Regions from separate parts of the Homo sapiens genome. Here regions 1, 2, 3 and 4 are each linked to region 5. A link is a loop called in an ENCODE intact Hi-C map of the cell type or tissue named here. Cell type or tissue: ascending aorta. All regions are shown on one strand. Region 1 overlaps ANO2 (anoctamin 2). Region 2 overlaps ANO2 (anoctamin 2). Region 3 has its middle 27 kb from the start of KCNA6-AS1. Region 4 overlaps LOC105369617 (a long non-coding RNA gene). Region 5 has its middle 2.8 kb from the start of NTF3.

Evidence for each region. A loop is a pair of places that touch in the nucleus more often than their neighbours do. Peaks named below come from ENCODE experiments on the same cell type or tissue, not always from the same donor. Only the 100,000 strongest peaks of a DNase experiment are listed, where the experiment ranks them.
Region 1: it touches region 5 in a loop (8-fold over the local background); 36 of 110 quality-filtered maps call a loop at or near these places.
Region 2: a loop joins it to region 5, with 12 times the contacts of the local background. A loop is called at or near these places in 33 of 110 quality-filtered maps.
Region 3: a loop joins it to region 5, with 3 times the contacts of the local background. A loop is called at or near these places in 2 of 110 quality-filtered maps.
Region 4: a loop joins it to region 5, with 7 times the contacts of the local background. A loop is called at or near these places in 10 of 110 quality-filtered maps.

Annotation. Positions count from the first base shown.
Region 1 is chr12:5,646,275-5,651,274 of GRCh38, forward strand. ANO2 (anoctamin 2) reads right to left here. Exons shown (of 25, transcript NM_001364791.2): 15 at 1,453-1,527. Among named protein-coding and RNA genes, the nearest start is that of NTF3, 220 kb to the left of the region's middle. In ascending aorta, a CTCF peak has its summit at 2,664; no DNase peak of the experiment used is centred here.
Region 2 is chr12:5,793,634-5,798,633 of GRCh38, forward strand. The region is part of intron 10 of ANO2 (anoctamin 2); the gene reads right to left. Among named protein-coding and RNA genes, the nearest start is that of ANO2, 150 kb to the right of the region's middle. In ascending aorta, a CTCF peak has its summit at 3,059; no DNase peak of the experiment used is centred here.
Region 3 is chr12:4,855,087-4,860,086 of GRCh38, forward strand. No RefSeq gene overlaps it. Among named protein-coding and RNA genes, the nearest start is that of KCNA6-AS1, 27 kb to the left of the region's middle. RefSeq lists enhancers at 500-549, 560-609, 2,465-3,108, 2,637-2,931. In ascending aorta, CTCF peaks have their summits at 553 (motif pointing right), 2,791 (motif pointing right) and 3,601; DNase peaks (open chromatin) are centred at 575 and 2,815; H3K4me3 peaks cover 665 bases; H3K27ac peaks cover 70 bases.
Region 4 is chr12:5,198,630-5,203,629 of GRCh38, forward strand. All of the region lies in intron 4 of LOC105369617 (a long non-coding RNA gene), which reads left to right. It overlaps LOC105369616 (a long non-coding RNA gene), which reads right to left. Exons shown (of 3, transcript XR_931575.4): 1 at 3,037-5,000; 2 at 2,288-2,368. Among named protein-coding and RNA genes, the nearest start is that of LINC02443, 42 kb to the right of the region's middle. In ascending aorta, a CTCF peak has its summit at 2,077 (motif pointing right); a DNase peak (open chromatin) is centred at 2,111.
Region 5 is chr12:5,426,830-5,431,829 of GRCh38, forward strand. It overlaps a transcript of NTF3 not described here. Among named protein-coding and RNA genes, the nearest start is that of NTF3, 2.8 kb to the right of the region's middle. In ascending aorta, a CTCF peak has its summit at 2,085; a DNase peak (open chromatin) is centred at 3,992; H3K4me3 peaks cover 2,207 bases; H3K27ac peaks cover 2,797 bases.

The DNA.
Region 1 (5,000 bases), 220 kb after region 5:
TTTAGATTTTAGCCTGGTATTACTTCCTATCCTGTCAGCCCTTCGAGGCTTTGAGAAGATTGAAAAATACATTTATCCAATTTTTTAAAATAAATTTTAGCAAAATGGGATGTTACAAATATCCTAACCTACTACTACTGGAGATAGAAGTTTATTTTTACCTATTTTTTATTATTTATTTACTCATTTATTGTCTGCAAATTTTTTAAGAGAGGGATTATTTTGTTTTGTTTTCTGCTGTATCCCCAGTGTCTAAGCATGGTGTCAAGCACATCGTTTGACTCATTAAATATTGAATGAATGAATAAACTCTTTAACAATAATATGCATATTGCGGGGGGCTTTGAAGTGCTAAATTAAACTTTCTATCATTGCAGCTTAACACACGGCAACTCACCACATCCTCTTGAATAAATTCCACATGGCTTGCACTTGTTAAGCAATGAGAAGAAAACAAATTTAGACTTCTAAACTTTGGCAAGGCACCCATCAACTCTGTACTTCATCTGAAAAATGAGGAGTTGAATTGGTGATATCTAAGTTTCCTTCACCTTTTAAATTTCTGAGACGAAAACACAATTCCTGTAGTTAACGGTCACGATGGCAAAAATAATGGTAGTGGTAACCTCAGGCCAGAGTCAGAGTTACAACAATTTCCAGACCAATTTTTGGAATAAGTGATCCCTCTTCCACCCTGCAACTAATGTGTAGCCCTACTTAGAAATGCTCTGAGCTGTGAGTACACACACTCCTTTGTAAAGCAGAACCTCCAATCTTGAATACTGTAAGGAAGATTTCCATAAAGAGATATGGGGTATTAGTAACCCTAACTTAGTCCTCTGATTTTTGCCTTCCCCAAGGTCCTCTAGCTTCAGATACTGCTGTCTTGCCCATGCTGGCAACGAAGAATGAACTGCTACCACTTTATTGATCTAAGTCAAATACGAATCACAGGGTTTTCCCTGAGCTTTCCCTGACGCAGCTGAGACCGTCTGGGTCTTGCAGAAGGGCTGTACCAAACTCTAAGGTAAAGCGCAAGGAAATAAACCCAGCAACTACAGGAAAGCGGAAGGATCACACTTACCGAGCCCAAGCTGGCTATCTCCTGTGGCTTCCAGACCCTGGTCTATCCACAAACGTCAGAGAGGGCCACCCCACAGCCCAAACAGGCTGCTGCAATTGCAGCCATCTTACCTGATTCCTTCTCCAAGTTTTTGGTCTGTCTCCATGCAGAAGCACCATCTCGCAACCCACTCCCTGGAAGTTCCAAATTCTAGCATGGGTGGTCAATGGCCTCACTATCAGACAAGATCCTGCCCCTCTACACAGGACTGTGGCTTCCCCTTTACCAGCCTCTCATTATTTCCATAGCAGAATATAATACCCACAGTAGTCACATAACAGCATCTACATGCATGCAGTCACAGGCAAGTGGTCCCTCAAGGAAATTACCATGAATAAGATGGAGGCAAAGTTCATCAGGTAACCTGGGAAACGATCCTTCCAGGTCAGTTTATCTTCATCATCCTGGGGAGAAACGGGAGAGTAGAGACAATCAGGAGGCACAAATAACAGATATTAATTTGCTCTCATTTGCATATATTTGCATGCGATTGATCATTATCACTCTATATAGATATATTTCTAGTCACTGATGCCTTACTCTCCATATCAACAACTGCCCTTCTAATTTTGTAATTTCTAGATAAGTTGGCATAGCCTGGAAAAACTACAGTGAAAAAACAAGATTTGATTTCAGCCTCACACGGGGCTGAATTTCTAGTTCAACCACTTATCAGCTGTGTGATCCTAGATATGTCTCTTATTAACATTTCTGACATTTATTTTTTCATCTGTAAATTGGGCACGGTAGTGATACCTGCCCTGCCTACTACACAGGACAGTTTTCTTTGTTTTGTTTGAGTGAGAACCATGTGAATATAGTAAAGCAGTGGACAAATGACAGATACGACCCAACCACAGGGCAGCATCCTATAAATAGATTATCTGCTAAATAAAATACCAACCACTGATCTCAGAGCCTAATCGTTGTGCAAATTACCCACAATTTTGTTCCTCAAAGAGGCTACATGTAGTATTATGTGCTCCCCCTCGTCACAAATCCAAACATTTTGAGGCACAGGTTAAGCTGATCCATTCAATCAACTTGGCTGAGAATCCTACCCTTTTCCCCTCGGACTGGGTCCAGTTCACCCAGGCCATTATCCTGCGACAATCGTTATCAGTAACCAGAGTCCTCCTTCAGCGTGCTCTGAGGACCGTCATTTGGTGGGGGACAGGGGAGGGGCTGCCAACAGCTATGAATGGTAAACAGCTCTGCTAATTAAACAGCTCTGCTGTATAAATTTAGTTCAGGCACTTGATTTCTCTGAGCTGCAGTTCTATAAAATTAGAATTGATACAGCTGTCCTGCCTACTACACAAGGTAGCTGGGAAGACCATCTGAAGCCGTGTTTGGGAAGGTGCCGAGAATATGGCAGAGCACTCCCTGCCAGTAAGGCAAGAATCCAGGAGTACTTCTGCAAGGTGTCTGAATGGGGCTCAGCGGTGAGCGCTCCAGGGCCCCTGCTCTCTCTCCTCTCCCCTCCTCACCACTGATACTCAGAACACACCTGATTTGGTGCTAGCAACAGTGCCATCTAGCCTTTGAAAGCTTGTACTGTAAGTGAAGGACATTCTTATACTAAAAGATTTCTTTCTAAAAATCCCTCTGGGGCCCACTGTGCATTGATCTTGGTGCCACGCACAGTGGGAGACAGAAGAAAATTGACATGATCACTACTCCTGGGGAGCTCACAGGCTAAGGAAACAGAGATGACACCCACACACCGAAAGGTTTAAGAATCCCTGGTCAGTTTGGGAGTGAGGGTTATCTTGGGAGCGAGCCTGAAGGGAGCTGAGAAGAGGAAAATTCTCAGTGCATGCCTGGAACTGAGCGATGGGTCGAGTTGGCTTACTAAATTGTGGTAGAAATGAGTGTTATAGCTGAATTCACTTGGTAATTAGCACTTGCATTTACAGATTATGTAAACAAGCAATAGATTCAGGTTTGCACAGACTTAGTGATAGAATCCGGTTGCTAGACTCTTAGCCCAACAGGCTTTCCATCACACAATGAGAACAAGGTAACTACATCTTGTGGCCATCCTGAAGAAATAAGAACATATGAACCTATTTCTGATGGGATTAGAACAAGACTCATTCATATTCTTCCAGATAAGGCCAAACATCAAGAGGGAGTAGAGCTTCTTTCATTTTCCTTCAGTATTAATTCTTAGTTTCACTCACACACTAAAGTTTTCCTTAAGGGTATTTTTTTGGGGGGTGGGGATGGAGTCTCACTCTGTTGCCCAGGCTAGAGTGCAGTGGTATGATCTTGGCTCACTGCAACCTCCACCTCCCAGGTTCGAGTGATTCTCCTGTCTCAGCCTCCCGACTAGCTGGGACTACAGGCACATGCCACGATGCCCCCAGCTAAGTTTGTGCATGTGTGCATGTGTGTGTGTGTGTGTGTGTGTGTGTATTTTTTTAGTAAAGACGGGATTTCACCATATTAGCCAGGATGGTCTCGATCTCCTGACCTCGTGATCTGATCCGCCTGCCTTGGCCTCCCAAAATGATGGGATTACAGGTGTGAGCCACTGCACCCAGCCACCTAAGGGTATTTTTAAAAGATTTTTCTTTAAGCTGTTGACAAGGAAAACTGAGGATGGGCTGACGAATGATAACACTCAATAGGGATTCTGAAGAGAAATTTGAGGGGCCAGGGAGGGACTTTTCCTGAGTCCCCCTGGAGTCTTGGTTCAGTCCCACTCAACAGACACAGTCTGAACAGTGCCAATGGGCCAGGCTCTGTGCTAGATACTGAGGACACGCTGAGGAGAAGGTTCAGCTCTGCCCAGGAGGAGCTCAGAGACCACCAAGGAAACAAGGAAAAGCACTTCTAAGCTAAACCAGATTAGGAAGGTGGCATTACTATTTTGCATAAAAATGAGACATAACTAAAAAGCAACCAAATTAAATGTCCTCTCAAAGCAACTTAAAGAAAAAATGCTCATTTTGATATAACATTCTAGTGGATGTTGAAAAATCACCCCTTCTCATGTTTACATTGGTGATCTCTTTTTTCTGGAAGTCACAGCTCCCAACACACACACAGTGCTCATGCATTCAGACACTCCCAACATAAGAAGCCAAGAGAAACACAAAGATTGCACCACTGTCTTCCAAGCTGCCAAAGTCACTAGTAAAGATGACAGTGAGTAAAGTAGTCTTTACTTATAATAATCTGGCTCTAATAATGGAAGCCAATTAAAACTCTCCATTCACGGATACATTAACAATACGAAGACTTGCAGCAAAATATCCTTAATTTAAATATACTCTGCTTAAAAATCCTATAGCCAGCATATAAGACAGTACAAAGAGAAGTAGGCTTGGAACCAGGACATCCAAGTTCTGAACTCTTGGCTCTGGTACTTCTTAGGTGAGTGACCTTGGGAAATTCCCAGATCATCAGCTTCCTTATCTGTAAAATAATTTATGTGCCCTATCTGCAAAATATAGTTAGATCTATCACACCAAATTGCCATGCATTTAAAATTACCCAACCTATGAAGCAGGTCAAGAGAGTGCAGGCACACAGAGGTATGAGAACTCTTAGCACCTCTCTCTCCTTTTAAAATGGAAATAACACTTGTCCCACCTAAGTGGCCCAGGTATTGTGGGATCACATGAGTGCATGCATATGAGAGAGCTTTGTAAACTGGAAGGCTCATAAAAGTAAGGTCTAACCAGCTTCATGATTATATCAAAAGCAGGTGACTATAAAGCACTTAGCTAATGCAATCGTTGTTAAGACAGGAGCCTAGCTGTCCTCTGTGCTAGCTTCTTTGTCTCAGCTCTTTGTGTCTATGTCCCTTGATGATGGCTCCCATTCTGAGCCTCCAGACAGCAAGTAGCACAGTAATAAAACCACA
Region 2 (5,000 bases), 370 kb after region 5:
TGGAGCCTCTTGGTGCCTTGGGATCCACCATCCATACCATGTGGCTGATAAGACAGGAAGGAGGATGAAAAGTTTAAAACAGGAGCCACCATCTCTGGAAGGCTGTTGTGAGGCTAGGAGGCCACCCTCAGAAGACCAACACAGTCATTAGCTGCTACCTTGAACTGGAGCTGGTAGCATTTTGAACTGGAGCTGGTAGCATTGTACTCCAACTCCTGTTTCCATTGGTCAACCACAAGACCAACAGCCTTCCCTCCGAAAGGGTACAACTGGAGGAGAGTGGCACTCCATGGAGGAAATGAGAGAAAGGAGACTGGGGCAGAGCCTTTCCACAGCATGATGGGATTAACAGCATGACTTATATCCTGATCTATAAAATGGACCAGAATGTAATGGCATGGAACATAATCATCCTTGTTTCTGCCTCACCTCAACCAGCTGTTGCTGCTTTTCTCTGTCTACCCTTCTCTCACACCCTCAGAGGTAAAGGAAGAATAGACTTCAGGCCTATGAGGTATTATTTCCTTCCAGGCTGCAAAATGTTTTCCAGCTAAACCCAACCATCAAATGATAAGACCCGTGCAAATGCCATGGTGCTGATCCCACGTGTCATCTCTCCTTAGCTTCCCTTCATGCATCCAGCCTCATTTCCTTCCAACCCTGGATTGCCTGCTAATTCGTGGGGCAGAGCAAGGGACTTGGGCCAGGTTGGCAGGGAATCCTTACAGACAAGGTCTGCAAGCCAAGTTCTTGATCTCACCACTCCCAGTCAACAGTGAGGAAAGATCTGGCTTTGAGTCAATGTGATTTTCAGTCATTAGTATCAGGCTAAACTATAAATCCTTATACAGGGCAGTCCAGGCTGGTTACAAAGACACACTCTTTCACCTCAGTCGTCCTTCAGAAAGCAACATTTCTGATTCAAGGGCCACCTCTTCCAGGAAGTCTTGTCTTATTCCTCTAGCAGCAATTACTCTTCAAATGTGATCCCATACTGATAGGTTTGAACATTATTATAGTCCTGAGAGCCCTCGCTATATCCGGTCTTGCACACATTTGTCTCCCTACATAACTCCTAGATCTTAAAGGCCATAAGCTCTCCCTTCATCGTTGTTGTGCCTCCCCATACTGCCAAGCAAAGAGACTTGCTCACTGTAAGCATCAGTGAATGTGTATTGTGTCGAGCTGAATTGCCTTTCTCAATCCCAAAGAAAAATCAAGGAGAAAGCAGCAGGGCTAAGGAAATAAGTAATCACAGATTGATCAACGTTTTTCTCTCTCCAGTTCCTCCTCTAACCCAGCTGTGGCCTGGCCAGTCCTTCCCCAGCCTGGCCTGCTGAGAAGCCTCCTAAGAACATGGCTTCCTCGGTCTCCCTCCGGGGGTGCTCAGATGGCTCACAGTTCAGGAGGGTGGAAGCAGAGCCCAGAGACAAGGAGGGATGGATCAAACCACACAGTCTCTGGTGGCAGTGCTGGGGAACCCTGGCAAGGACGGTGACCTGTGCCTTGCAGTAGGAGGGAGATCCCATTCGTGGCATGTCAGGCTAGAGAGGGCTGGTAGAGATGTGTAGCAACGTTGGGGCACAGTGCCACCCAAGGGCTCTTGAAATGGTAACCCCATAGAGATCACTCTCAGATCCTCGTGGAAGCTGTTCCATATCTCAAGGCTCTAAGCTGGCACATTTCTAAGAGAACTCCAGAGCTTCCACATGGGTGGGCTTCATGCCCAGGGCCTGACTTTAAGTGCAGGAAGCCTCACTCATGAAGTGAGCACCCCAGGAACAGGTGGGAGTGAGTAGGGACCATTACCCCTCTTCAGACTGCAGGCCTGGTTTGGTACAGTGAAGCTCCCCATCCATTATCCCCTTGGTGAACTCCCACAAGTCAACAGGCTGCAATCCCTCTGAGCTGAGTACAGTTCTAGAACCCTCTCTTTCCCATGCTGTCACAGGCAGGCAGTGGCAGCTGCTTTAGAATAAACTTTTTGTACATTAGTTTCAGCAGAGTATAGTCAGAAGAGAAATCAAACTCAGAAGATGCTTAAGACCTATTGTTTTGTCTCATTCATATCAAAACGTCCAAGCTAAGAAAATCAGCCTGGGAGCAGATATTAACTTTAGTAAAAAGACAGATTACGGCCCTGACTAGTATTGGGTCAGACCTGTACAAATCGAAAAGGCCTCCAGTCCCCAAGTTTTCCCAGAAAATAAGGGCTGTTTTCCTCCTGGGTTTTAGAGCATTGAACCAGAGAAGTGCAGGCAGAAATGTCCTTCTCCAGCTGTGAGGACCCTCTTCCAGCTCCCTAAAGGACTAGAAGAGTCATTTCACTCTAGCTTAGGAGTCATTCCTCATATTATCAGCCACAAGCCATGTTTCTGACAAGGCACAAGTGCTGCTGGCTGGAAGTGCCCAGGAGGTCTTCTGGATTGGGGTGCACTCACTCATCGAGGTTCCTGCTGGATACCTCTCTAGGGAACTTTCCAGAGAGCTCTCACACACACACTCACACACACACAGTCACACAATCGCTCATTCATACACACTCATGCACACACTCTCTCACATACACTCACACTCTCACACTGACACACATGAACACACTCATACCCACTCACACACATACACTCACACCGACACACGCATGCACACACACTCATTCACACGCTCATACACATACACTCCCTGCTCACACTCACACACTCATGCACGCTCACACTCTCACACACACCCTCACATATACACTCTCCCAAACACACATATTCTCTGGCACACACACACACTCTCATACTCTTACACTCACACACATGCACTCACACACACACCCACTCTTGCACATACACACACACAAACTCACAACACACAGAGACACACTCTCACACGAACACATTCTCACACTCACACACACTAACACACACAAACACTCTCATACAGGCTCACACACACACTCAGGCCTGCAGGCCCCAGGTCTCCAGAGCAGAGGCAGGATCGGGAGGAGAGCCGTGCGGGGCTGGAGGCCATCAGCAGTCTCACAGTGCAGCCTGCTGGGCACGAACGACACTGCAGCCGGGTGGAGGCAGGGGCCAGGGGTGCAGGGAAGGGTGTCTTGCCTCCCCTCTGTGGACTTTCAACATCCAGGAACGGTGTCTCAAACCCCAAGACTCAAAATGAGGCCTGAAGGCCTGCGGAAGGGGAAGGAGAGCTAGTTCCGGGGCCTTCCACATACAAACAGGTCTCCTGCCCCATGAGCTCTCAATGGCTCACACAGAGGTTTTAGAATCTTCCAAACAATTGGCACAGAGGAGGAGCACTAGGGCTCCAGAGGAGGAACAGAAGCTTGGCGCTAAAAATGAGGAGCTGAAAACCCAAAGAAACGGGTGGGAAAGACCTTGGCCAGGCCTGTGCATGAATTATCACGTTCCGCCTGTGCCAGATTCCCCTGCTCCGTCACTCTTCCAGCACAGACCATATGAGGGCAACTTCTCCGCGAGGCACACGGAGGGTGCCATGCATGGTAGTAAGTAGTCATGGAGCAAAACTGTCATGGTGTGGGGCCTGTGATGGCTCAGGAAGGGAACCACAGGCTGGACTCTGCAGGCAGGTGGGCCCCGACAGGAGGTGGGAGGAATGATGGAGAGGAAGTGGCAAAAGAGAGAAATGGTGCTGAAGAAGAATCCCCAAGACTCACAGTTAGATTGGGGAGTGGGAAGTGAAAGTGACGCCAGTCAGGGATTACTGAGGTCTCGGGTTGTGTCATGATGAAGAAGAGGAAGGAGAGGACTTGGACAGAATCAGGGAAAGCAAGTTGGGACCATTTGGTAAAAGAGTGTAAAATGAGGAGTTTGGTGTGCTCACTGAGTCTAAGTAGCTGCTCCCTGCATGCTCCAGCCCACATTTCTCTCTACAAGTTCTCCAGGTACTCGCCCACTTCTGACCCTAGTGCTCCCCACCACCAGCCCTTCCATCACTTCTCTTTCCAGCAGTTTCTTGAGGTCAGAGAGTTCCTTATGCCACTGGGATGACAACCACCATCACCATCTGCCTTGGCTCCCCACACACATGCTGCCCAGCGTCCCATTCTCCTGAGGCTCCTTCCTCCTCTCCCTCCTGACCAAGACTTGGCTTTGCCCAGGGACCGTGGGAGTGTTCCAGGCCATCTGATCTGTGAGGAGCTGTAGACAGCCTCCGGCCCTGCTCCAGTACACCGTGCCCTGTCTAGACAGATTTGAGCTCTCCATCCTCAGGAACCGCCAGGCCCCAGAGCAGGGCTCCGCTCCAAAGGCAATACTTCCCCTGCAGGTGAGGCTGCTTTGGTGGCCAAAACCGAGTGCATATTGGAGCCATTTGCCACTTAGCTGGCAGCGAGTCACCTGAAGTCTCTGCGGGAAAAGATAGGGCTCTCTGGTAGGGAGAATTTTTATTTTTTAATCGTACTTAAAAAAAACAAAAACAAATGAGTAGTTGGAGAAAACAGGCGACAGAGTGGGTGGCCACTTGAGATCCAGAGAGAAAGATCAAAGCCCACCAAGAATGGAATGATCAGCCTTGGGGTGGCCCAGAGAACAGTCTAGGTGGCCCATGCCACATGAAAGGCAGCCAGGGGACGGGAGACAGGGTGAAGGCACCTGGTCACAGGCCCCGCATGTCCCTGCTCCCCCACCCAAGACCTTGGTTCACGGTCCTCAGCTGGAACAAACACCTGCTTCCAAGAGACATCCAACCAAGCTCTGTCCGCTGGGAGGGCCGCTGCATCTCTGTGTAGGAGGTGAGCTGCCCAAACTCTGGCCTCCACGCGGCTTTCTCTTTCCAAGCAGAAGCTGGAATTCCTCCCTCTAGACTCGATTCTCCTGGCCGCTGCCCCTCTCACAATCCCAGCCCAGGGCAACCAGCCAGGAACACGCTCTATTCTCAGGCTGATGAATTAGCTCATTAGGTGACTTCAGGGCAGTGAGTCCACCATGTCCACCATGGAGCAGCCTCCTCCTGCAGGCTCCAGCGGCCCA
Region 3 (5,000 bases), 570 kb before region 5:
CTCCTGGCTGCCTCTTAGATGAACAATGAACCATGAACTCATTCAGTCATCTCTGTGGAGTCCTTGTGTGTCAGAACATTTTAGAGATGGGAGGTCAGTGGGTGGACCTGCATACCACACCCCCTAGCAAACGGAGGAAAGCAAGCTTCAGGGAAGGGAGGGTGGTTGGTTCACGGCGAGGCGGGGCTGAAAGAGGCTTCCAAGGTAGGGGAGCAGCACTCCAGGAGCTCTGGCTTCAAGCCCACCTGTGGCTGACAGTGAGGCTACAGTCAGAGATGAAGAGTGATTGATTGTCTTTATGGGATGAAGAGTGATTGTCTTTATGGCCAAGGCCTCCACGTGCTGGACATGATGAAACAAACAAACAAACACACACACAGCTTCCTCTAGAAGCTGTGTGTGTGACCTGAGGGCCACACACATGGCCCTCAGGTCATGAGGCATGAGAATCTTTGAGCCGCACACATCAGCCCTGTAGCTTCCAGCAGAGCCCTTCCTGCCTTCCTTGAAGATTCAGAGCCACATTCGCATTCTGACTACTCTCCACTAGAGGGAGACATCACCACTTGTATTTAATATTTCTCCCTAGACGCTCAGTGCTGCCCTGGGGTAAGCCATGCCTGTTGGAAGAGCTCACAGGGAAGGACCAACCCAGCCTGCGGTGTGAACCTACTCAGGGCTAGGAGTCAGCACTGCCTTCCTAAGGGGCTGCCGGATTCTCTTCCCCTTTGACAGAGGTGCGGCCAGCCGTCCAGATGTGGCTGGATGACCAGTTAAGGGGCAATCACCTGCCCTTCTGCCCCACTCCGCCGGAGGTATTGGGTGCAGAAGTAAAGGTGGCTGCTCGGGGATTCCAAGTAGATGTAGGGGAGCTGAGGCCTCAAAGGCTCCCGATCTCCTGGCCTGTGAAAGCAAGTGGACATCTTAGAGAGTCCTTGCTTATGGGTGCCTGCAACTTCCAGGAAGAGGTCGTAGAGGAAGCAGCAGGAAGTGTTCCTGGAAACTCCACGCAGAGGCTGGACGCCCTGGGAACTTTGGCTCAGTGTGCTCTGTGGAGGGATATTATCTGTAGGGACCAGGATATAACACAGCAAAGGGATCAGGTGTCCTTTGGAAAAATGATTTTCCAAGTCAAATTAAATACCACTTGCTTACAGATTTTCTTGAATCTCACCAGGCTAAGAATCAGGCTGAATTATTTTGAACGCCTACCTGATCACTGGACCCGGAGTGAGGAGGGGAGACATGGAAGGTGACCTTGTATGCAACCCTTTTTCCTCTGGTGTCAGTCTTCCACTCAGGGCCTTGGTTTCCCCCTCTGGCAAGCGGGAAGTTGATTTAGGTGATCTCCAGGTTTCCTCCTGCAATAGACAGTGGTACGTTCAGTTTTTCCTCCTGTGTTATGGGTCATTTGTCACCAACTTGCTACTTTCCGCAGTCTGAAGCATATTAAAAGCGGCCCCCATCTCCCACATAAGCAAGCATTTAAAAAAAAAATACTGGTTAAAATAAAATGAGATTGGCCTCTTAGAACCAGTCAACTCATCAAAGTGATGCTGAGCCCTTCTGAGCTCAACAATGTTGACAGTAATTTATGCATTTCACAGCACTAGGCTGGAAAAGTGCAAGCACAGGGCTAAGGCTTACATTTCCTGTGTCAACAGTCACTTGCCTGGTGTCTGGTTTCTTTTTTGGTCCTGCTTACCTTGTGCCAGCCGGTGCCAGCTCAGGGGGCTCTGTGAGGCCACCTCGCCTGCTGGTGACAGAGTCCTCACTGCTTTTAATTTCCAAGTACTGCTTCATCTCTTGGAGATGCTTCAGTGACTCCATTCCAAGGCGGGTTTAGATGACGAAGTGGATGACGATGGGGGGAGTAGGGGAATCTCCTTAGAGACAAACCTGGGAGAAGGCATTTCTCATTCCAGTCAATACATAAATGTTATTGATTGGAATCATATTGGGTACATATTGCTTGGAACAAGGAAGAAGTATCTTTCCACTTCCTTTTGTTTAGCTCTTTAATGGGAAAAGTCTCTGTTTTTTTTTTTTTTTTCAGTTTCCCTCTTGTCGCCCAGGCTGGAGTGCAATGGCGTGATCTTGGCTCACTGCAACCTCCGCCTCCCGGGTTCAAGCGAATCTCCAGCCTCCTGAGTAGCTGGGATTACAGGCATGTGCCACCACGCCCGGCTAATTTTATATTTTTAGTAGAGATGGGGTTTCTCCATGTTGGTCAGGCTGGTCTCAAACTCTTGACCTCAGGTGATCTGCCTGCCTCGGCCTCCCAAAGTGCTGGGATAACAGGTGTGAGCCACTGTGCCCAGCTGTTTCTGGTTATTAATAGGAACAAAATACCAGGGCATGCTTTGTCTAGGTCAGTCCTCATTCTTCATTGTGGATCAGAATCAGCTGGAGAACTTGTCAAAATGCAGATTCCTGGGCTCTGAACCCCCGAGTTATGGACTCAGTAGGCGTAAGAGGCCTGAGAATTTGCATTTCTATCCAGCTCCCAGGTGATGCTGATGCATAGGTCAAGGACCACACTTTGAGAAGCACCGGCGGGGAACACAGTGTTACCAGGTCTTGGTCTCCATCCAATGCAGTAAACACTATGCGATAACAACCTGGGGGCTTTTGAGCTTACAGGAACAGTCAATGCAATAGAAGCACGCGCTGCTAGGTCTCCAAGGAAACAGGGACAGTCTCTTCTCCCGCTGTTAGTTAATGAGAGTGTGGTTGTAACTAAACTACTGGCTAATTACCACGATCGTGGGAAGTGTCCCAGGTCGGCGCTATGAGCTTCTGCCACTAGGGGGAACCAGGGCTATTTCTCTGCAGGCTCCAGGCTGTGAGAAGAGGAAAAGTACTGAAGAGAGCGAGCAAAGCCTTTCAGAAAATACTGCAACACTGCGTGCCCGAGGCCCCCGCACATCGCTGCAATCTTGATGTGCACAGACACCGTCGAGAACCAAGGCTTGGCAGGGAGGGGGGATGGTTGATTTTCTAAGTTGTTTGGTTTTCCTCCCTTTCCTTAAAGTACATCCACATTAAGCCGTTTATGCCGCGGGTGACCTGTAGTATGAGAAGAAACACAGGTCGCTCTCCTGGCTTTGCAGATAGAGTAAGCTCAGGAGAGAGGGAAAGGAGCTGGGCAAAATGCCAGCAAGGGAGGGCTGGGCTGGCGGGACCCAGATGTTCCCTGCCCAGGAGCGTCGTGGAGAGAAGGGGAGGCATGCCTGGGGTTTGGACTGGCCAGCTTGCAGGTGGCTGTCAACCCTGAATGTTGTGGCATAGGTCAGGATGAGGTCCCTTGGGGTGGGGGAGGCAGAGTAATTCCTAAGGGAGAAAAAGACAGGAAAGCAGGTTTTGGGGCTAAGAAGACAAAAATGACTGAGAGGTTATTTTACCTGCCTTGAACTTGCAAACAAGTATGGGTCATGACCTCTTGTGAGTGCTGCCGCATGCCCTGTCAGCTGCTGTCTTCTGGGGACACGCATATTCTGACCGCCACAGAGGGCAGCATAACAGCCACAGTGCCTGCTGAGCAGGAACGTGCCGCCTAACCGGTCCGTGGCGTCCCTGCCTCTTTCTCCCTCATTAAGCCTCTTTCCCAGGACCACAGCTTTGGAAACAGCTTAATCTCTAACAAGTGATCCCGCAGGGACTTGCATTTCAGTCCCTAAAAACCACTCTGTTCCCTTTCTCGGCATGACAGTGGCCTTCTAATGGTTTCGGAGATAAGATATGAGCCCAGGTGATGTTGGGACGTGCAGAATCCATGGTGGGCTGCATAGGTATTAATTCGAGGAACAAATTTCCATAACGTGTGTGTTTGTGGGCATGAGGGTGTACACCTCAATGGCAAATTATCATAACAAAACATTAGCTATAAACATTTAGTTTGAGGACTTGGCGTATAGTTCCAAAAAATGATCTCATTAGCTTACTAACATTCACTTGTCCCTGTGACCAACACATGCAACTCACTGTTCGGAGGGAGCCCCCATCACAGCTAAACAGAGGGACCAGGAGTCTTCCTTCTTAAGCTGCAGCCTGACTTTTCTCCAGCTTACTGTGATAGTTTTCTGGCATGAGCAAAATAAGCAGACCCTGTCTCTCATAATTGAAAAGCGTGTGTGTGTGTGTGTGTGTGTGTGTGTGTGTGTGTGTGTGTGTGTATGTATGCATCCTTTTCATATTCCTTAAAACATTTTTAGCAGGTAAAATCATGTCTCTATGCTATTCTCTCACTGCCAGCCACAGAAAGGATCTTACACAAAGAAGTCCATGGGGCTCCCCTTCTCCTGCACTCAAGTCCTGGATAGGAGTTCTGACTTTTCTGAGTGACAGTTCCCAAAAGGGTTCCTTTTCACCTTTGTTGAATGCAGAAGCAGTGGCTCTTCAAGAGAGAGCATCTCCCTCACCCCTTAGTCATTCCGAGCTATTTGGCTCACAGGTACTTTCAGCATCAGATCTGGTCCTGACTCCAGCTTCCACTGAGTACACATCCTTAGGGCCTCTGCAGGGCGGTGCACCCATGCCTGGGAGGCCTCTCCATCCCTGGATCCCTGCGGCCACTCTTCAAGGCTCCTATTGCCAACCCAGGGATCTGCTGCTCCGTGCTGCTGTCTTGAGCACTGCCTGGCTGCTTGGACCAGGCAGGGCCCAATGACCACAAGTCAGGGAATGGAGAGAGGTGTTTGCTGCAGATTGAGATTCTGATCCTTCCTCTGTCCTTGAAGGACCCTCTCCTCCCCTGTCTCCCTCGCAGCCTTCTCCAGTGCTGGAGCTGACCCGGAACATCAGAGACAGGAAAGTCACTGCTCCAGTTGAATTTTGCTGCAGTTTCTTTTTTTCTCCCCTAGATGCTGAGAGCTATTTTTAGACAGGGACTTTTTTTTTTTTTTCAGGGGATCCACAGTCTATTTTTAAAGGACTTACGGAGGCCACATCATTCAGTGTTTCTCACAGGGACTTCAGAGAGAGTTAGGTGGGACAGGCCA
Region 4 (5,000 bases), 230 kb before region 5:
AGCTATGGATGATTCTAGTGAGTGACTTAATATTGCTGCTTTCAATGGGACCCTTGGCTTGCTAGTTGTATCGCTGTGTAGAGGAGAGCTGAATGCTATCCAAGCGGGGGCCCCTCCAGCTAGGTGGAGGTTATATTAGCTCAAAGCAACTACAAAGATAGAACATTCAGGAGCTTGCTAGTAATCGCCTATGGCTGAACTCCCAAGTTTGGGGTCAACACTGGCTACGATGGACTCATTTTCTGGTTATCATGATCCAGTGAAAAATTCATTCCTTCCTTTAACAATTGAAGATTGGAGAAAGTCGGATCAAAAAAGGCAGTGCAAAGAGGTGTAGACTGCTTCCAGGAATGTGTCAACCAATTCCTTTATCTAACAGACTTTTCTGTGCTTACCAAGAAAAGAGGATCTCACTTTACCCCCATCCACACCCTAACTGGTGTAGGTCTCACTGTCCACACCAGAGCATCAGGCCTGAGGACTAGCCCCATTGCTCACAGTTATGAAACAATTATATTCTCCAGATGATTCTTGGGGGAAAATGCCAAGAGAAAAGAAATGGGGGGAAGGAGAATTTCTTAGGCAAGAATCTCGAATTTAAAAACTCCACATAAGATGTCTCCAATTTTCATAACTCCAAAAAGAAAATTTCAAGGAATTTAGATTATTTTGTCTGAATAACAGAAGGCCTGGGGGTAGAAGGATTAGAACTGAATCATGATCTTCAAGACTACAAAATACCTTTGTTCCCAAATAATGGTCTTCTTTGGCAATGAAGGCTGAACATTCAGGAGGCTGGGGGCTGGAAGATTAGGAGGCATGCAGTATTTTGGTAGGAAGTCATATATTTGGTTTCTCTGTTAAGTTCGTGAAAGAAAATGAATGAATCTCTACAGTGGAAATGACTGGGTTGGGACCAAGTGAGCTGCACGGCTCCTATCTGCCCTGTGACTCTGATATTTTCCATATGTGCCTCGATGGACAGACAGGTAATCAGGCCATTACAACAGTGGTGGGGAGTAATGGTAGCTCCTGCCCATGCCTGTGAGAGGCCCTCAGCCAGCTACAGGTATGGGAGATTTGGAGGAGAATGGTTCCCTTGGAGTACTCAGTAAGATGCAGCAGAGAGCATGGGGAAGAGCAGGGGAAGCCACAGATGTGCAATCAAGGGGACAAGAGAGCATCTCCCTTCCTCAAGAATATTCTTGCAGCTCCACGTGGCAGGGCCTGGGGAAATGAAGGCAGTGGAGAGACAAGAGGCTGGACAGTGAGCTGGTCCTGGTGGCGCAGGACTGGAGCCCACTCTGAAGCCACTAGCTCTATTCTAGGGACGGTGGGAAACCCCCTAAGAGCAAACTCAAATAAACCTGGGCCTGCGCATGACCTCCCACACCCAGCAGGGAATTCTGGTCACTCTTCCCACCTGGTTAGAACTTAGGAGCTGGGTGGGTGGCTGGGGGAGGATGCAAGGTCTGATTTTTGCCGTACAGCACCCAGAAAACTCTCTTACAGTCCTCTGAAGACCTTTTCTCCCCAAATTCCACTCATTCTGAAGGGCTGAGTATCTGCTGTGTCATAATTTCCCTGTCACAGAAGAGTTGTAAGTAGAGAATGAGATTTACATTCTAAGGACTATTCTGATGTCAGTCCTGAAAGGGGCCAAAGGGAACTGTCAGAAACAAATGAGGAATTAGAAGGACATAGAACACCGTTCCCTATGGGTAAGAGATTCCGGATCATGGCAGCAGAAAGAATTATTTTTTTCTGATATGAAAAATGAAGACACTGAAGCCCAGAGAAGGCAATGACTAGCTAGACTTTCACTGCTTGTGTTGGCCCAGTATGTGGGAGTGAGGGTGTGGAGCAAGGGAGACAGAAGCTCATTGGCTAGAGTGACCCCACGGCATCCTTTGCATTGGACAGAAATATAATTCCTGTTAAAAAAAAAAAAAGTGGTTTTTTTTTTTTCCTTTAGATTCTGGGGTCTGCGTTAAACCCCAGAACAATTTACCTTGTTCTTCCCAGAAGCCTTGTTCAGCAAGAGGAGGGAGGCCGAAGGCGCTGACCACTAGAGGGGGCGCTGCCTCCACCTGGCACAGACCACGGGGTCGGGGGCGGGGAGGAGGACAGCCACTAGGTGAAAGGCAGGGTCGCAATGGGTTGCACTGAAGTGTTGCTCTATCAAAGGCTTTCTGAACACAAGACATAACAAACCTTAAACTCTGTGTTTATGCCCAGGGATGGGAAGGGGACGTGGGAAAGAAAGACAATATGGAAACTCAGATACCTCTGGAAGAACTGCAAGTAAAGGCAGGGTGCTCCTCAGAGGTTCCTCAGAATCCCCAGTGCTTGTTTTGGACAGGAAACGCTGAAGGAAGAGCATGCAGTTAATCTTTTGATGAAGCGTTTTAGAACAAGTGCATTCAGATCAGATCTGATGTAGAGCCAGCTCTGCAGGACAGCTCCCTGTGTCCTGACAGGGGATGCTGGTTATCCTTTATCCACCGGGTTAGAGCGTAGTAGCTAAGCAGAACGTTCTGAAGGTTGTACCTTTTCCCGCTCTGCATAGCTGAGTGTGAGCAGGGAGAGACCATGTTCAGAGATGTCGCTAGAGGCTTGCTGGTAGGAGGAGGAATGGCAGCAGGGGTGAGTTCCGGCTGGTGCTCCCTGCTCCATTGTGGGGTATTGTGGGCTCTGTGGGGTCACAAGGTCTCACTCCTGGCTGGACTCACTCCTGGGAGGTGGCTGAGCTGATGCAGTGGTGTTCAGGATGGCAGCTGCTACCTTGCCTGGTCTCTTAGCCAGGTTATTAGTAGACTGCTAGCCTCTGTTTACCAGGAAGCAAAAGTGTCCCTCTTATTCCTGAGACTACTTCTAAGTTACATCTCAATGAAAAAATAACAAGAAACAAAATAAATGGGTCTCACTCCCACTGCAAACTACCCTCACCACAAACTATCCCCACTCTTAATTAGAGAGAAAATATGGTGGGGGCATAGGAACTGGAGTCCCATTATGCCTCCGCTCGGTGCTCACATGGCGATGCATGCCTCCCGTCTCTGGATTTCGGAGGCTCCCTGCACACAGCCAGGGTGTCTGAGGGAGTTCAGGGTCCTCTTGCTGCAACACAGAGCCCGTGGGATTGCTTTTGTGCGTCACAGGGAAAAGAGCCCTTCCTGTTGACAGACCCAGCCGTCCTGCCCATGATGAATTGCATCTCTACGAGGGGACTGCTGTTGTGGTTTTCCCTTCTCTCGGAAGGTTCATCCCCAGGTCTCGTGGCACTTTAGAAAATGAACTGCTATAATTCCACGCTGAGCGCACAGCCCTCCACAACCAGGCCTCTTCACTCTAATATGGCTGCTGGTTTTGTCACTCAGGAGGCCAGCAGCTGGTAGCCTTGGTGGCTCCTCCCCATCAAGGGAGGCGCAGAAGCAAGGGAGGCGTTCCTGCTGGCTGCCTCTTAAAGAAGGACTGCGGATGCTGATATTCCAGGGAGCCAGGAGGAACTGCAAGCCCGAGGGAGTGTGGAGGGGGGCGGAGCCTGCTGCAGTCACAGAGGGACACAGCAAGACCTAGGTCTGCTCCTGGAGCAGTACTTCCTCACTGGGTGCCTGAACTCAATGCTATTTATTTTAGTTTTGGTGATCCAATATCTCCAACTTTCTAGAACAGTTTGTCTCTGCCTCTCTCAAACCCACCAGATCATCCCCTGCTCTGAAAATAGAAAAAGATGGTCCCTATGGCTGTAGGAGATTCATAATTTATCACTTCATGCTAATTCAATTTTATAACCATACATATGGTTTTCAGGTTATCTATGGCTGTGTGAAAACTTTAAAACTTAATGGATTTAAAACTATAGCCAGTCTTTATGAGTCCTTTGTGGGTGAAGACATTGAGCAGGAATTGGCTGGTCAATTGTTCTGCTCCATGTGGCATTGGCTGGGGTCATTCAGTGGCGTTCAGCTGGCAGCTGGACTGGCCTGGAGCATCTGACGGCTTCACTCATTCACCTGGGGCCTTGGTGGGACAGCTGGACTGCTGGGCTCACCTGGTCCTTCTGCCTCTCTTTGAGCCCCAAAGTGTCTCTCTAGCAGTGTAGTTGGATCTTTCACAGGGCAGCTCAGGGCCTGAAGACCAAGGCAGGACCTGCCAGTCCCCAAAGTAGCATAGCATCACTTCCACCACGCTCTACTGGTCAAAGTAGCCACAGGCCACCTCAACTCAGAGAAGGGGAAATAGAGGCCATTGCTCAATAGCAGGAGTGTCCTATAATTTGAAGCCATCTTTAATCTGCCACCAAAGTCCATTTATTGATGGAAATGATTTATCTCTATAGACAAGGGGTGTTCTTTTTCTTCCAGGCACACTCCTAACACTCCTAACAGAAAACTTTTCTTCAGTCCTGATGCGTGGGGGCCAATTCATCAGGAAGTTTTCCAAACCGTTTGAGGAGGTGTGGGTTATGCAGTGATCAGGGTATACACAAAACAAAACAACATTGCCTTTAATACACATCAGAATTGACAGTAATTCTTCTATGTTTTTCCCCTACCTGGGTCATCCAGATGACCTTATCTCAGGTTACAAGTTGAATTTGGTAATAATAAATGGTTGCTTTGTATATCTAGTATGTAGAATTAATTCCGCTTTGTAGAGTTCCATATGGCCTGGCCACTGACCCAAGAGGATCATACTTTTTCAAAGACAGGATTCTCTAGTTTTCCTTTTAACTCTCTCAGTGAATGTTGACTGAGCATACACTACATGATGGTTATGGTGTGTGATTTTCTTTACACACACTTATTCTGTTATCTTTCAGGGCTTTGAGTGACCTTTGGTTCCCTGTAGGTAAACCCAGGATATCAGTGCAGATAGAGAACATACCAGGGCAGAACCCTAGGCCCTAGACTGTAGGAACTGTTTGGCAAAAATGTGAATCTCAGCAGCTGAACTACCCTGGCAGATGGCAAGAGGAGATTCTGTCTCATAATTCA
Region 5 (5,000 bases):
TGTTTTATCATCCAAAGATGGAATTAATGGCTATGCCATATCTGTGTCAGACCCCGGCAGTAAAACTTTATGGGTTCTTCCCCGTGAAATATTTTGTTTATGTCACGTGGGTCTCATCGGATGTTTTTTTCTCTTTTCTTCACTTCCCCTCCCCACCCTTTTCCCTGCCCTCTTTGTCTCCTGAGACCTATTCCCTTTGGAAATGCATTAGTTACCTAGGAAACCTTAATGTCATTTTTTTATGAGTGGAGTTTGGTGCAGCATAAAGTTAATTTATAGGGTGGTTAGGAATTCATGTCATGACTGGTGAAATAGGAGACTTTATTATGATTTCTACATCCACCTGTGTGGTAGGAATACATACCTTCCCTCTATCATTACGGGTAATTTCTTGAAACGTAATTATGAATATGTATGCCATGTCACAGAATAAGTTGATTCACCGTTGTTCAATGCAATTCATTATATTGTTCAATGTAAGCCCTAGAACATAATTAGCAATAACAACAAACCAATAATATACCAGGCAATCTGTTAAGAGTTGAAGGATATGGTGGAATTTCCTTTTAAATGATGAGGTGGTTCTGGGTGAAAGGCAGAGAATGAATAAGACGAGATTTTGAAATCCTTCAATTCTGTCTTTCATGCACATTGAGGTCCACGTTGGGAAGCTATATAAATTCTAAATATGTCCACTACTTCATTCTGCTGATTTATTTCTGTATTTGTCCAAAGGGGAAAATATACATCCATAAAATTACATTAATGAAATGTGTAGTGGCATACAAATAATAATACACAGGCCATTCCAGAGCCAAGCTTCTTTCTAAAGATAGCTCATTCCCCCAGTGGTGTGACAGTGTTTCCTGTGTAAGGACTAGCAGATCGGGACTGGCATTCACATTGTGCCAGGCACTGTGTTGAATGTTTTAAATTAATTAGTTCCTTTGGTCCTCATATTACTTCTATGAGATTGGTGTTGTCTTCACCAATTGCAGATGGGTTCTAAGAAGTTAAGAAACCTGTACAAAAGCACATGGCTACTGAGTGGAGAAGGTAGAGGGGAACCTGCTTTTCTCAGGCACCAAAATCTACTCTGGCAGTAAATTCTAGGTCGTGGTCTGTCATTATGTTTTTGTTTTTGTTTTTTGTTATTCTGAGTTTCCTCAGTTATTAAATGCAGAGTGGGGGACATAGGGGCTGATAGAAGTTTATCTCTGATGTCTGTATTCTGTGTAGAGAGATCAATGCTAGTCCTTAGAGCAAAGCTGTGCTTTCTTAAAATGACAGAAATTTGGGGGAAGACCTGGTCTTGTTAAATAAACATAAACAAGCCACTCAGTTTCTGTGGACAAGTGCATGCGAATTGAAAGAAAAGAAGAATGTCTCACAGGTGACTCCAGGTCATCTGAGAGGAATTGCTATATGGCTTGACAGCCTGTAGCTCTTGGTGAATAATGCTGTTGCCAGTATATAGAAACGGGTGGGCAGCCAGGAATCTTTCAAGTGCGGAGGCACAAAGGTAGCATGAAGCCGCCTTTCCTGACCCTTAAGCTCCCAGTCCCTGTGCAAACACCTTTTGCATTCACTTTAATTGTTTGAAAAACGAAGACTTCCAGACTCCATCAGCTCTAGCAGCTGTCTGGGTGGATGGGGGTGGGGATGGAGGGGGTAGGGCGAGACCTCCCCACAGCGCCCTCCAGCAGCAGAAGATGCAACTTGCAAATACTTCAGGATCAGTGAGAAGTGTGGTGTTTATTTTAGTAACCTCAAAAGAGAGAAAAAGAAAAGCAGTGGAAGAGGACAGACATTCAAGGCTAGCTACACGATCATGGGGAAAAAAAACAAGCTTGTCTTTGACACGGAAAGGGTCCTTGGAGGCCATTCGGTCCACTTCTCTCATTTCCTGGGTCAACATGTCACAATGAATTAACCACATACTGCCACTGCACAAGACCCCCTCCCTCACCACACGCTGAGCCCCCACCACCAGCATTCAGTCCACTGAGCTCAAACATAGGGAGATAAGTGCTGTTTTCACAAGATAAAGGCAAAATTCAATCCCACGTTGCCGTTTTGTTTCTGTTCAGTGTTCCAACCACAGAGTGGTGCTATTGCAAAAGATAAGGGTAACCAGAAGGCACGCTCTGGAAATTTGCTTTAGGAGAGAGTTTTAAAGGGGGTTTTCAAAAACAAGATCTGATTCCTGCTCTCAGAAATCACTTCCAGGAGTCAGGGCCTTACTCTCAGATGCAGCAGGGAGAAGAAGAAAGTTCAGCAACCTAAAAATACAGTCGACAGATGGGCAGCCAAAGTCATGGCCACGAAGTCAACTTGGAGAGGAGCACCTACCTAGTGAATCCTAAAAGATCTCATCCTGGATGCTTCCTTAACCAGGCCTATGTACAGGGCACAAGCTCGCAGCCAGCTTACTTTCCAGTCCTGATCTTTGCTTTTGCTATCCATACCAATGGTATTTCTATAGAAAAGAAAAATCTCTATTTAGAAACACGGATTTACTTAGAAGTCACAATATTCTAGTTTAAAAATGGCTCTACATAGTAGAGAATGATCTTTTTATTCTGTCTTCTTAAAAATACACCTTTCTAATTCTTTTTTTCTTCCCACCTTCTTCATTCAGCACCTTGCCACTCCCTTGGAAGCCACAACAGCGAGCTGGGGGGTCAGTCCCTAGTCTTAGAGGGAAGAAATCTTTAGGTCTGAAGTCTAAAGAAAAACAGTAAAGGAAAAGGCAGTTGGCGGTGCTCAAGGTAGACTGTCTGAAAGAGGTCTTCTACTCAGAAAAGGGCTAAGGCTCTCCCTTTGGGAAACCAATCCTTCTGAGAAAAAGTGCATCTTTCACCCTCTGCTCCTGTCTGGGTCTCTCCCTCTTCCTCCCTCCTTCCCTCAGTCCCTCCTCCCCTCTCTCCACAAAGACACAGCACATATTTGGCAAGATTAAGGTGTCACCTCTCATATTACAAGGCCTGTTGATTGCAAGCAAAGACAGACCCACCAGCTTAGGACAAAACCCCTTGGAGTTGGAAATAAGACAAACTCTGGGATCCCCGAAAGTCCCGGCAAAATGACGCGGCCAGCCAGTGCAAGGCATCTGCAGAACAAATCCAAGTCCTAAACGCACTGCTTGCTGCCTTTTCTTCTCCTTCCTTTCTTCTGATTTTTCAAGTTTGTTTGCCCCCCTTCCCCTCCTCCCTCCAGACTGCCAGGGACCTGGGAGCTGCCTGCAGATCAGCCCGCACATGTATTTAACCCCTTCCCTGCTGCAGCAGGAGCCAACCACCTCTTTCCTTGCAATCTTCAGGTTCCCAGAGGACCTGGAGCTTGAGAAAAGAACTCTGCCAGTGGATCTGAAACTGGGGCCTGAATCCCTCCTTTGACCAGGGCGAGAAGCTGGAGGAGGGGGGCAAGTGCGGGAAGTGGGGGAGGGCAGGGAGGCGGGCCAGATGAGAGGGAGAAAAGCAGAACCCGACAGAGCACGCCCAATCCAAACCTTCATGGTGCTGTGTGGCTGGGTGGAGGGAACGACTCGGCAGCCTCTTCTGGCCCTGAGGAAGACGTCGATATTTTGGCACGAGGGGAGCCACTGAAGGACTACCCTACCCTTGCGAGGGACCGCAGGAGGTGACGCCCCTGGGCCTCGGTGGGCGCTTCTGGCGGTTTTCGATGTGGCAACCCCCATCAGCCAGGATAATGATGAGGCAGGTACAATCTATCTAGTACGCAGCCCCCAGACTCCCCCCTCCCTTCCCACCTCCCCATCCAACCCCCCAGCTACTCTCTGCGGCCGGTTGGTCCTGAACTGGTGGGTGCAGTTCCGATGTTTAACCAAATTCTCAAGCAATTTCAAGGTATTTGGATTTTTTGAACCTGGGCCCTAACCGAAACGCGGAACGGCTTGCTTATTAGACACCTCGAACGACAGGGCAGGGAGGAAACGGGATACTCGCTGCCCTTCCCAGTCGCGCGTGAGTCAAAAGGTCCTGGCAGGAGATGATGTGAGGAGCGGCTGAAGTGGCAGGGAGGAAGGGATGAGGGGCTTGGAGCGGAGGTCCACCACGCAAGGACTCGGGAAGCGGGCAAGTGGGCAAAACTCTGCTTCCGGGCTCTCGATTTCTCGTTGATCACTAAGTGGTATTTTTCCCCCTTCTCTCGATGGCAAATGGGCGAAATCAAGATGACTTAACTTGGTAAATTTAGAGAGAACGGCTCGGAGCAAGTGAGGTCTAACGGGCAGCTAAAATTATCTCCAAATAAGAGATTTTGACCCCCTCCCCCTATCCTCTCCTCGAATGTATCCACCGGTGGGGAAGTGAGCGTCATTACTTTCGGGGCGCCACGAACAGGTTTGTTTGTTGCTCGCCTTTCCTGCTTCTCGCGCTGTCCCCGCGTGCAGACTGGTGGGTGCTGGGCGAGTGATTAGCTGCAGGGCCCCATCCTAGTTTGGAAGGAAGGGGTTTAGAAGTTGGAGGATGGGTGAAATGGGAGGCTGCGATCCATCTCCCTCTCCCTTCCACACTCAAGCTCCCGCAAACACGCGCGCGCACACACAGCCCCTCCCTAGTCCCTCGGACCACCCGCCCCCACGCCCCTCTACCTTGACCTCCCTTGACCGCCGACACAGCGTCCTGGGTGCGGGTCCCCGGGAGCGGGGAGTTCGCCGGGGAGCGATTGTCCTTGGGCGTGTTCGTGCTGTGGGGTGGGGGGAGGAGTGGCGGGTGGGCTTGGTAGGGGGTGGGGAGAGATCTGGAGCTGGAAGGGTCTAAGGTTTGGAGGAGGAGTTTACGCCTCAGACCTGATCCTCCTGAGGAAAAAGGCAGGAAAAGGCCCTGATGCCTTGTAAAGAAAATCTTGAAAGAAAAAAGATCAAAAAGAAAAATTTCAAGAAAAAGAACCACTAAGAAAGGCTGAAGACACTAACATGTAACCTGTTACGATACATTTAACGTTTCGTTTTTTCCTGGATCTCTAAAAGGGAACTC